3 separate regions of the Homo sapiens genome follow, and regions 2 and 3 are each linked to region 1. Evidence: chromatin contacts called from ENCODE Hi-C or POLR2A ChIA-PET data. All regions are on one chromosome and are shown on one strand. Each heading gives the region's core, a stretch centred on a gene start or an enhancer-like site at or near the end of the contact. The rest is flanking DNA. Distances are from core to core; before and after follow the strand shown.

The links. A loop is a pair of places that touch in the nucleus more often than their neighbours do. ChIA-PET counts read pairs that join two places held with the same protein, here RNA polymerase II (POLR2A). Pooled maps may share reads with other maps.
Region 2: a map of posterior vena cava shows a loop between it and region 1 (2.3-fold over the local background). The contact joins two enhancer-like sites. A Hi-C loop is called at or near these places in 13 of 168 maps with a recorded cell type or tissue (HepG2, K562, Right ventricle myocardium superior and 9 more) and 4 of 50 pooled maps. POLR2A ChIA-PET finds 5 or more read pairs at or near these places in 5 of 52 experiments (A549, AG04450, Panc1 and 2 more).
Region 3: a pooled map shows a loop between it and region 1 (4-fold over the local background). The contact joins two enhancer-like sites. A Hi-C loop is called at or near these places in 5 of 50 pooled maps. POLR2A ChIA-PET finds 5 or more read pairs at or near these places in 4 of 52 experiments (B cell, CD4-positive, alpha-beta T cell, GM12878 and 1 more).

The regions. Positions count from the first base shown.
Region 1 is chr9:130,127,085-130,129,738 of GRCh38, reverse strand. It overlaps GPR107 (G protein-coupled receptor 107), which reads right to left. Exons shown (of 18, transcript NM_020960.5): 16 at 2,173-2,256; 17 at 978-1,099. Among named protein-coding and RNA genes, the nearest start is that of GPRACR, 16 kb to the left of the region's middle. RefSeq lists an enhancer at 562-781. Within about 2 kb of position 1,343, at least 28 of the 41 ENCODE cell types and tissues checked have a DNase peak (open chromatin) inside an H3K27ac peak, as active enhancers do; they include B cell, CD4-positive, alpha-beta T cell and GM12878, where a contact is called at or near this core.
Region 2 is chr9:130,350,906-130,353,559 of GRCh38, reverse strand. HMCN2 (hemicentin 2) reads right to left here. Exons shown (of 98, transcript NM_001291815.2): 30 at 1,983-2,137; 31 at 355-633. Among named protein-coding and RNA genes, the nearest start is that of HMCN2, 86 kb to the right of the region's middle. Within about 2 kb of position 1,364, at least 4 of the 41 ENCODE cell types and tissues checked have a DNase peak (open chromatin) inside an H3K27ac peak, as active enhancers do.
Region 3 is chr9:129,987,824-129,990,477 of GRCh38, reverse strand. All of the region lies in intron 2 of FNBP1 (formin binding protein 1), which reads left to right. Among named protein-coding and RNA genes, the nearest start is that of FNBP1, 54 kb to the left of the region's middle. RefSeq lists a silencer at 414-708 and an enhancer at 1,458-1,507. Within about 2 kb of position 1,342, at least 9 of the 41 ENCODE cell types and tissues checked have a DNase peak (open chromatin) inside an H3K27ac peak, as active enhancers do; they include B cell, CD4-positive, alpha-beta T cell and GM12878, where a contact is called at or near this core.

The sequences.
Region 1 (2,654 bases), core at 94-2,593:
GACATGTGTGCCTCTTCAACCAACAGACACTTGCTCAGATCCTGCCACTTCTGGGAAAGGCACAGCTGATGGGCCTCCTGCACTCCTCTCCACTGTTTAGAAGGAGGTGTTTCTTCCTCTGCATGGGGAGATGCTGTTTGGCGCCCGCTGGCAGGACCTGCCTTCCTTTACTGTTGCCGTGGAGCTGAGCAGAGAGAGCTGTCCCATGCTGCCTGACCCGCTGACAGCCAAGCAGAGCTTAGCATGGGCCGAGTCTCAGCCTCTGAATTGGGAAGAATTCAAAGGCTGCCAGGGCTGGGGGCAGAACACTTGATACCAGTGAACCAAGAAGGGAAAACTCTGCCTTAGGCTAATCATCAAACACAGCATTGACCTGGCTTATCAAATTTCAGTTAACAAGCAAATATGCTTAATCACTACTCATTTTTCTAGACAATGATGGCCCTTTCCCAGAAAATAGGACCCTAGAGTCATTCACTGTGTGACTCAGAAAAGCCCCTATTAGTGCTCAGATATAGGTCAAAGTCATTGTGCTGTGAAAAGCCACGCAGTTATCTGACGATAGAGGATGTCTGAGGATCATTAGCAGACTTAGAGATGACTCAGAAGATTCCATTTTCAGACGTAAGCGCCTGATGGCGGGCCTGACAGAAAGTCGGCCCCCTGTTCTCCCTCGTGAACTGGCCACGTATATTCCTAAGTTCTTGCCACTGAGTTCTTGAAAGCAGGCTCCAATGATGCTTAGTGGAACGGCAAGTTCCATCTTCCCTGACAAGACCCAGCTAGGTTTGGCAGATACTGTACTTCAAACCAGATCAGACAGCCTGGGGCTCCAGTGTCCGCTTCCTTCTGCTAAAAATAGAGGAACCACCCCTGCAGCCACGAAATGCTGAGAGCAGCCGACCCGATTCACACTGTGCTGCTTTGTGTTAGGCAAAGGGGTCAGGGCTAAGGAAGAGGGAAGAAAGATTTCTTACACGGACTCCATTTCCAAGTCTTCTTCTTCCTGAGAAAGTTGTAGGTAGGGGTTATCTGAAGCCGGACGGAATTTATACCCCGTTAGAACAAAGAAGACCAGTGTGGCCGTTTCATCCAGGAGCTGCAAGTTTAAAAACCACCCCAAAATAAAGAGATTAGCAACACTGTTCTTCAGAAAGCAGTGGAATTCAACAAACTGACATATTTCCCCACAACCCACCACTCGATGGTTCTTTACTCAGATGCCACTTCCTGCTACAGGGCATTTTCCTTAGACTTGCCGAGGCCTAAACGAGGAGTGTCCTGCCCAGGGCTGACATTTCCGAGGCTGTGCTCTGCTGTGCTTTCACCAGTCTTCATGGGTAGCTTTTAAGAGCTCACCACATACCCACTTCCTCCCACAGTGCCTACAGCACCCAGTGAGTTATTCAAGAAAAAAGTCATTTGGTGGCTTCCTCTAGTAGTTAAGCTAGTTCTAGTTTGTCGCAAAGATACTTATTATCGAAATAATAAAATGGGCAAAGAAGAAGGGCAGCCTGAATTCTAACTACTCAGCCCTGTAACTAAAGGAAAGGACCACATCTCATCTAAGTTCTAATGATTCAGGGCAAATCTTTCTCTACCTGAAGCTTTTCTCTTGACTTTTAAGACTGAAAACTAAAATCAAGAATGCAATTATTTTCAGATTCCTCATAGAATCCAGCAGCATTTCTGGACAAACAGATCATCTCAATTATAGGCCAGAAGAGATGGAAGGAGGCCAAGTGTGGTGGCTCACACCTGTAATCCCAGAACACTGGGAGGCCAAGGTGGGCGGATCACTTGAGATCAGGTGTTTGAGACCAGCCTGGCCAACACTGCAAAGCCCCATCTCTACTAAAAAAACAAAAATTAACTGGGCATGGTGGTGCATCCCTATAATCCCAGCTACTCAGGAGGCTGAGGCAGGAGAATCGCTTGAACCCGGGAGGTGGAGGTTGCAGTGAGCTGAGATTGCGCCACTGCACTCCAGCCTGGGTGACAGAGTGAGACCCTGTCTCAAAAACTAAAAAAAAAATTTTTAGTTAAAAAAAAGAAGAGATGGAAGGTCTTAGTGGTCATTCCCAGATAAATTAGTAACAACTGTTAAGTTACACTTCAAGACTTTATCCTCAGGCATAAATTCTCTGGCATTCTGCCCTGTGAGCAGCGTACCTGGTAGAGCCACTTCCACTGGAATGGAACAGCGAGTTTGAGGAGAAATGCAATGATCCTAGTGAAGTATATGTAACACACAATCTGCATGAGGAGGAAAGAAACAGGAAATCAGATCAACATTAAAATTAGGACACCACTTTAACAATTTGCTTTCACAAATGAACTAGGAAACAGAAAACAGAATCACTCAAAGAAAAGTATGTGACACTTACAGTGTGAATTAATACGTGCAGCGGAGAGACATGGCTACTCTGCTAGTTACACTTGAATTTCTTCTCTCTCTCCAGGTGACCAAGATATTGCTAACAGCCACACCCACCGGGAGCACAAGACACTTTAGTCAGGTTGTTCTTAACCCTTCCTCACCCTATCCACAGACATAAGCCCTTGATTTCAATCTCCAAAGATTTTATTTCTTATGCTCAGGCTTTGAGGAATATTTACCAGTAGTAATAGCAAAATAAAGCCACACAGGGAAA
Region 2 (2,654 bases), core at 115-2,614, 220 kb before region 1:
AGCTTACAGAAGTGATGAGCTGAGGGCAGTTAATTATTGTGGTGGTCACAGGGTTCTGGGCATGGTTTAGTGAAAAGCCCCACACCATGAGGGGAGACCTGGATTCTACACTTAGCTCCGCCATGGCCTCCTAGACAGGCCCTTCCACTCCTGGCCTCAGTTTCCTTACAGGTATGAGGGAAGTCACATAAGCTGGGAGGACCCTTCTCCCTAGATAATGTCTTGGTCCCATTATCCTTTTGCCTCTGACCACTCCAAGTGGCCACCTAGCCTTCCTTTGGAGACAGGCAGGGGCCACCATGGCTGAGTCCCTCCCACTGCCCACCCCGGCTGCCGTGGCCCCTGGCTGCTCACCATAAACATCCAGCCTGGTGGCCTTCTCTGCGGCCCCCACAGCATTGCTGGCCTTGCAGGTGTAGACGCCGGCATCGGAGCTCTGGGCCCTCCCCAGCTGCAACTGCCGACCGCCCCTAGTGTAGACCACCTTGGTGCTGGTGGGGAGCAGGGCCCCGTCCTTGAACCAGGTGATGTTTGGGGTGGGCACTCCTCGAGCCTCACACAGGAGCTGCACTAGGTGGTCCTCCATGACGGCCACCTCGCCTGTCTCGTTGGAGCCCCAGATAGTGGGGGGCGCTGAGAAGGAAAGAGGTGGGGCTGGTCACAGGCAGCCGCTGAGGCCTCTGGCATCTTCCCCAGGGCAGCAGACTCATGCCTTTGGGCCACAAGACACACCACAGGCTTCCATTGCGGGGGCAGGGAAGGCATGGTGGACAAGGAGGGGAGGGGTCTGGGGACAGATGGGAGAGGCCAGCATGGGGACATGCTGGTGTGGAAGGTGCAGGAGGTGGGGGCGGGGCCACAGGCTTGGATTCTGGGCCCTGCTCTGCTCTAACATACTGGAAGACCAGGGGTGAGCCACTTCCCCTCTCTGGGCCTCAGTCTCCCCATCTGTGAAATGAGAGGCTGGACTAGATGAGGACTTCACACAGGGCTGGTCACTCACCACCGATGCTACCCAGGACAATGCTAGGGGCACATGGGCACAGCATGAAATAACTGCATCTCAGAATGGAATGGTTACGCCCCTCCCAAATCTCCTTCTATCCGGGTTACAGCAAGGAAAGGCTCCGTTTGGTGCTACTATGCATGTCCCTAACCTTTCTAGCACTTTCTACTCTCCGCTTTTTAGCACAGAGAGTGCAGATGCAGGCTGGGTGCCCTCTGCGGAGTCCACGCCTCGAGAATTTACAACATTGCTCTATGGGGTGTGTTTGTTTTTTCAGCTTCCTTAGCCAAGCGAAACTGGTTTTCTGCTTACAGTTTCGATATTAAATATCCTTTATAAGAATAAGGGATATTTAAATAAATGTGTTTCAGTGTAAGGAAGTGTGACTCATTTAAAGAAAAGTAAATCATAATTCCAAGTGGTATCAGAAGTAGTAAATTTGGGCCAGGTACAGTGACTCACGCCTGTAATCCCAGCACTTTGGGAGGCCAAGGCAGGAGGATCACTTGAGGTCAGGAGTTCAAGGCCAGCCTGGCCAACATGGTGAAACCCCACCTCTACTAAAAATACAAAAATGAACTGGGTGTGGTGGTGGGCACCTGTAATCCCAGCTACTCGGGAGGCTGAGGCAAGAGAATCACTTGAATCTGGGAGGGGGAGGTTGCAGTGAGCCAAGATGGTGCCACTGCGCTCCAGCCTAGGCAACAGAGAGAGAATTCATCTCAAAAAAAAAACATAAGTAGTAAATTTTTAGAGCTGGGATGGAAACCACGGATTTGGAAAATGCTGGGCCAGATAACCTCTATCCCCTGACCCTGACCCCAACCCCGACCCCAGCCCCCAGCTTTCTTGGACTCAGGGATCACTCACCAGGTCCCCCATTTCAGCCCTCACTCTCCCTCTAAGGCAGCGGGCAGCTGGGTGGGAAGCTTCCTGAGTAGCCTGTGGCGGGGTCCCAGAAGGCGTGGGGGCTCACCATGAACTCGGAGCTGGAAGTCCCTGGCCTGCTGACCAGCTGGGCTGAAGGCCACGCACTGGTATCGTCCCTCATCCCCCACGTGACTGCCGGTGATCCTGAGAACCTGGCCATCCTCCTGGACCTGCAGGTGAGGGCCTCCCGGAAGGACAGGCCTGGAGAGACGGGCAAGGGAAAAGCGCCAGTAAGGCCGAGGGGCTGGATGGGACACGCTGCACACAGGGAGTGTGTGGCTTGTAAAAAGCGAGGCTGGGCCATTCATTAGCGCCAAGAGGTGGGAGCAATGCAAAGGCCCAGTAAGCGAGGAATGGATCAACAACGTGTGGTCCGTCCATGCCACGGAACATTATTCAGCCACAAAAATGAAGGCAATTCTGACACTTGCCACAGTATGGATGAACCTGGAAAATATGCCGAGTGGAAGAAGCCAGACACAAAAGGCCACACACTCTATGATGCCAGTGATGTGAAGTACCCAGAACAGGCACGTCCATAGAGAAGGAAAGCAGGCTTGTGGTTGCCAGGGGCTGGGGAGAAGGGGACAGCGACTGGCTGCTGATGGGTCCAGGGTGTCCTTTTGGGGTGATGGAATGTCAGGAACTAAATAGAAGTGAAAGTTGCCCCATGCTGCAAATGTACTAAATGCCACTACACTGCACACCTTTTTTTTTC
Region 3 (2,654 bases), core at 93-2,592, 140 kb after region 1:
GCCAGGCATCCCCTCACCCGAGAGCTATTGCGCTAGCCCTTCCATGTAGATATCACCTATGTGTTCTTCCCCAGGCTCCAAGTGGCTGACTCCCTCTCCTGCTTCCAGTTTCTGCTCAGTGAGGCCCACCTCGTCCCTTAGCCCACTTAGCCTGCTTTGCTTTTTCAGTTTTCCTATATTACTGGTAACTTTCTACCATTTTATATAGTTTTCTTGTTTAGTTTTGAAAATTGACAAAATATGTATTTCTATATTATTTGTATATAAAATTGTATATATTTATGGTATACATGATGTCTTGAAATATGTATACGCTGCAGAATGCCCAAATCAGGCTAATTAACATATGCATTACTACTCAAACTTAATATTTTTTTTGTGGGAAGAACATTAAAATCTACTCTTCTAGCAATTTAGCAACCCCTCCCCTCCCCTCCCCTTCCCTCTTTCTTGAGACAGGGTCTCACTCTGTCACCCTGGGTGGAGTGCAGTGGCACGATCTTGGCTCACCTCCCGGGCTCAAGTGAACCTCCCACCACAGCCTCCCAAGTAGCTGGGACCACAGGAATGCGCTGCCACACCCGGCTAATTTTTGTATCTTTTGCAGAGACAGAATTTCACCATGTTGCCCATGCTGGTCTTGAACTTCTAGGTTCAAGCGATCCTCTGACCGAGGCCTCCCAAAGTGCTGGGATTACAGGTGTGAGCACCCGGCCTGGCAATTTTCAAGTATACAATACATTGTTATTAACTGGAGACACAATGTTGTACAATAGATCTCTTGAACTTATTTCTCCTACAATTTTGCCTCATTTGAATAACATCTCCCCAAACCTTCCCAGAGAAATCTGGGTATTATATTTACTGCGCATTGTCTCCTGCAGCCTCTCAGCTAGAATGCAAGCCCCTTAAGGGTGGAGATCTTTGGGTTGTGCTCACTAATGTGTCATAGTGCAGAACAGTGCCTGGCACATAGTAGGTGCCCAGTAAATATTTGTAGATTGTGAGTGAATCGGTAGGGTACAGGCCTAAGATATTTAGCCAGCTTTGCTTTATGGGGAATTATGTGTTTGCACCGGCCTGTGAGAGCTGATGAGATTTTAACAACAAAAAGTAGAACAACAAGGTGCCAGCCGAGTTTCAATCACTAGGGATGCTTGAATGAACGAGACACAGGAAGTGCCTGAACCTGGAGTGCTCACCTTTCACAGCAGAAAACAGAACTGCATGCAAATTAGCAAAGAATTCGAGCATTTAAAGATAGCATGTATGACTCCAAATATGTAAACGCAGTGATGTGATAGAGATTGAAGTGGGGGTGGTTACTGAGCTAGGCTGGTCAGGGAAAACCCATCACTTGAGAAGTGAATTACAAAAAGAAGCCAGACATGTAAGGATGTGGGGGGAGAGAGTGCAAAGGTCCTGAGACGGGAACATGTAGAAGGAATAGAAAGGCCAGTGTGGCTACAGAATATTCAACAGATACTTGGTTGAAATAGTAATATGATGTTGAAAAATCATTGTGGCCTTTGGGAGAGATAACTATCATTAAATATTTTTTTTCTGCATTGCAGGGGAGAATGCTAACTTATTTTAGACATAAACGTGAGACTTTGATTCCTGTAGGTCAGGTCTTAGCATGGGCCAAATCCATCCACTACTTGGTTTTGTAAATAAAGATTTGTTGGAATGTTGCCGTGCCCATGTGTATTGTCTATGGCCACTTTTGCAAACAATTGGCAATTGAGTAGTTGCAAAAGAGATGCATTTACCTGCAAGTCTGAATTTTTTTTTTCTCTTCGAGATGGAGTCTCGCTCTGTCACCCAGGCTGAAGTGCAGTGGTACAATCTCAGCTCACTGCAACCTCCACCTCCAGGGTTCAAGCGATTCTCCTGCCTCAGCCTCCTGAACAGCTGGGACTACAGGCGCACACCACCATGCCTGGCTAATTTTTGTATTTTTAGTAGAGACAGGATTTCACCATATTGGCCAGGCTGGTCCTAGACTCCTGACCTTGTGATCCACCTGCCTCGGCCTCCCAAAGTGCTGGGATTACAGGCATGAGCCACCGCACCTGGCCCTGAAATATTTACTTTCTGGTCCTTTACAGAAAAAGTTTGCCAACCCCTGAGGTCACTATCTATTCAAGGTAGTATAGGTTGAAATTCCTAATATAATTTTTTTTTCTGAGTCTGAACAACCTAATTTTATTTATTTTTGAGACAGTTTCTGTCACCCAGGCTGGAGTGCAGTGGCATGATCTCCAGTCCCTTTCCAGAAACTATGGCCCATGACACTCCATTAGCAGAGTAACAGGGCCTGCTCAACCTCACCCTCACTGCTGCTTTCTGTTTCCAAACCGATCTTTGTCAATTTGCTACTTAACAACTGGTACATCTAGGTCTTAAATTGCATTTCTCTTAGTATGCATGGGGGTTGAACATCTTTTGATACATTTGAGCCATTTATGGTTTTAAAAAATGAACCATTCAAGTCTTGGTCTGTTTTTAATTGGAGCTCATTGTATATAGAGGGTAACTAGGTAGAAATCATATTATACAACAAATTGCATATCGTATATATCATATATATAAAGAAATGAATTTAAATTTAACAGTACAAACGACAGTAAAGTGAAACTGAGGGATGCGCT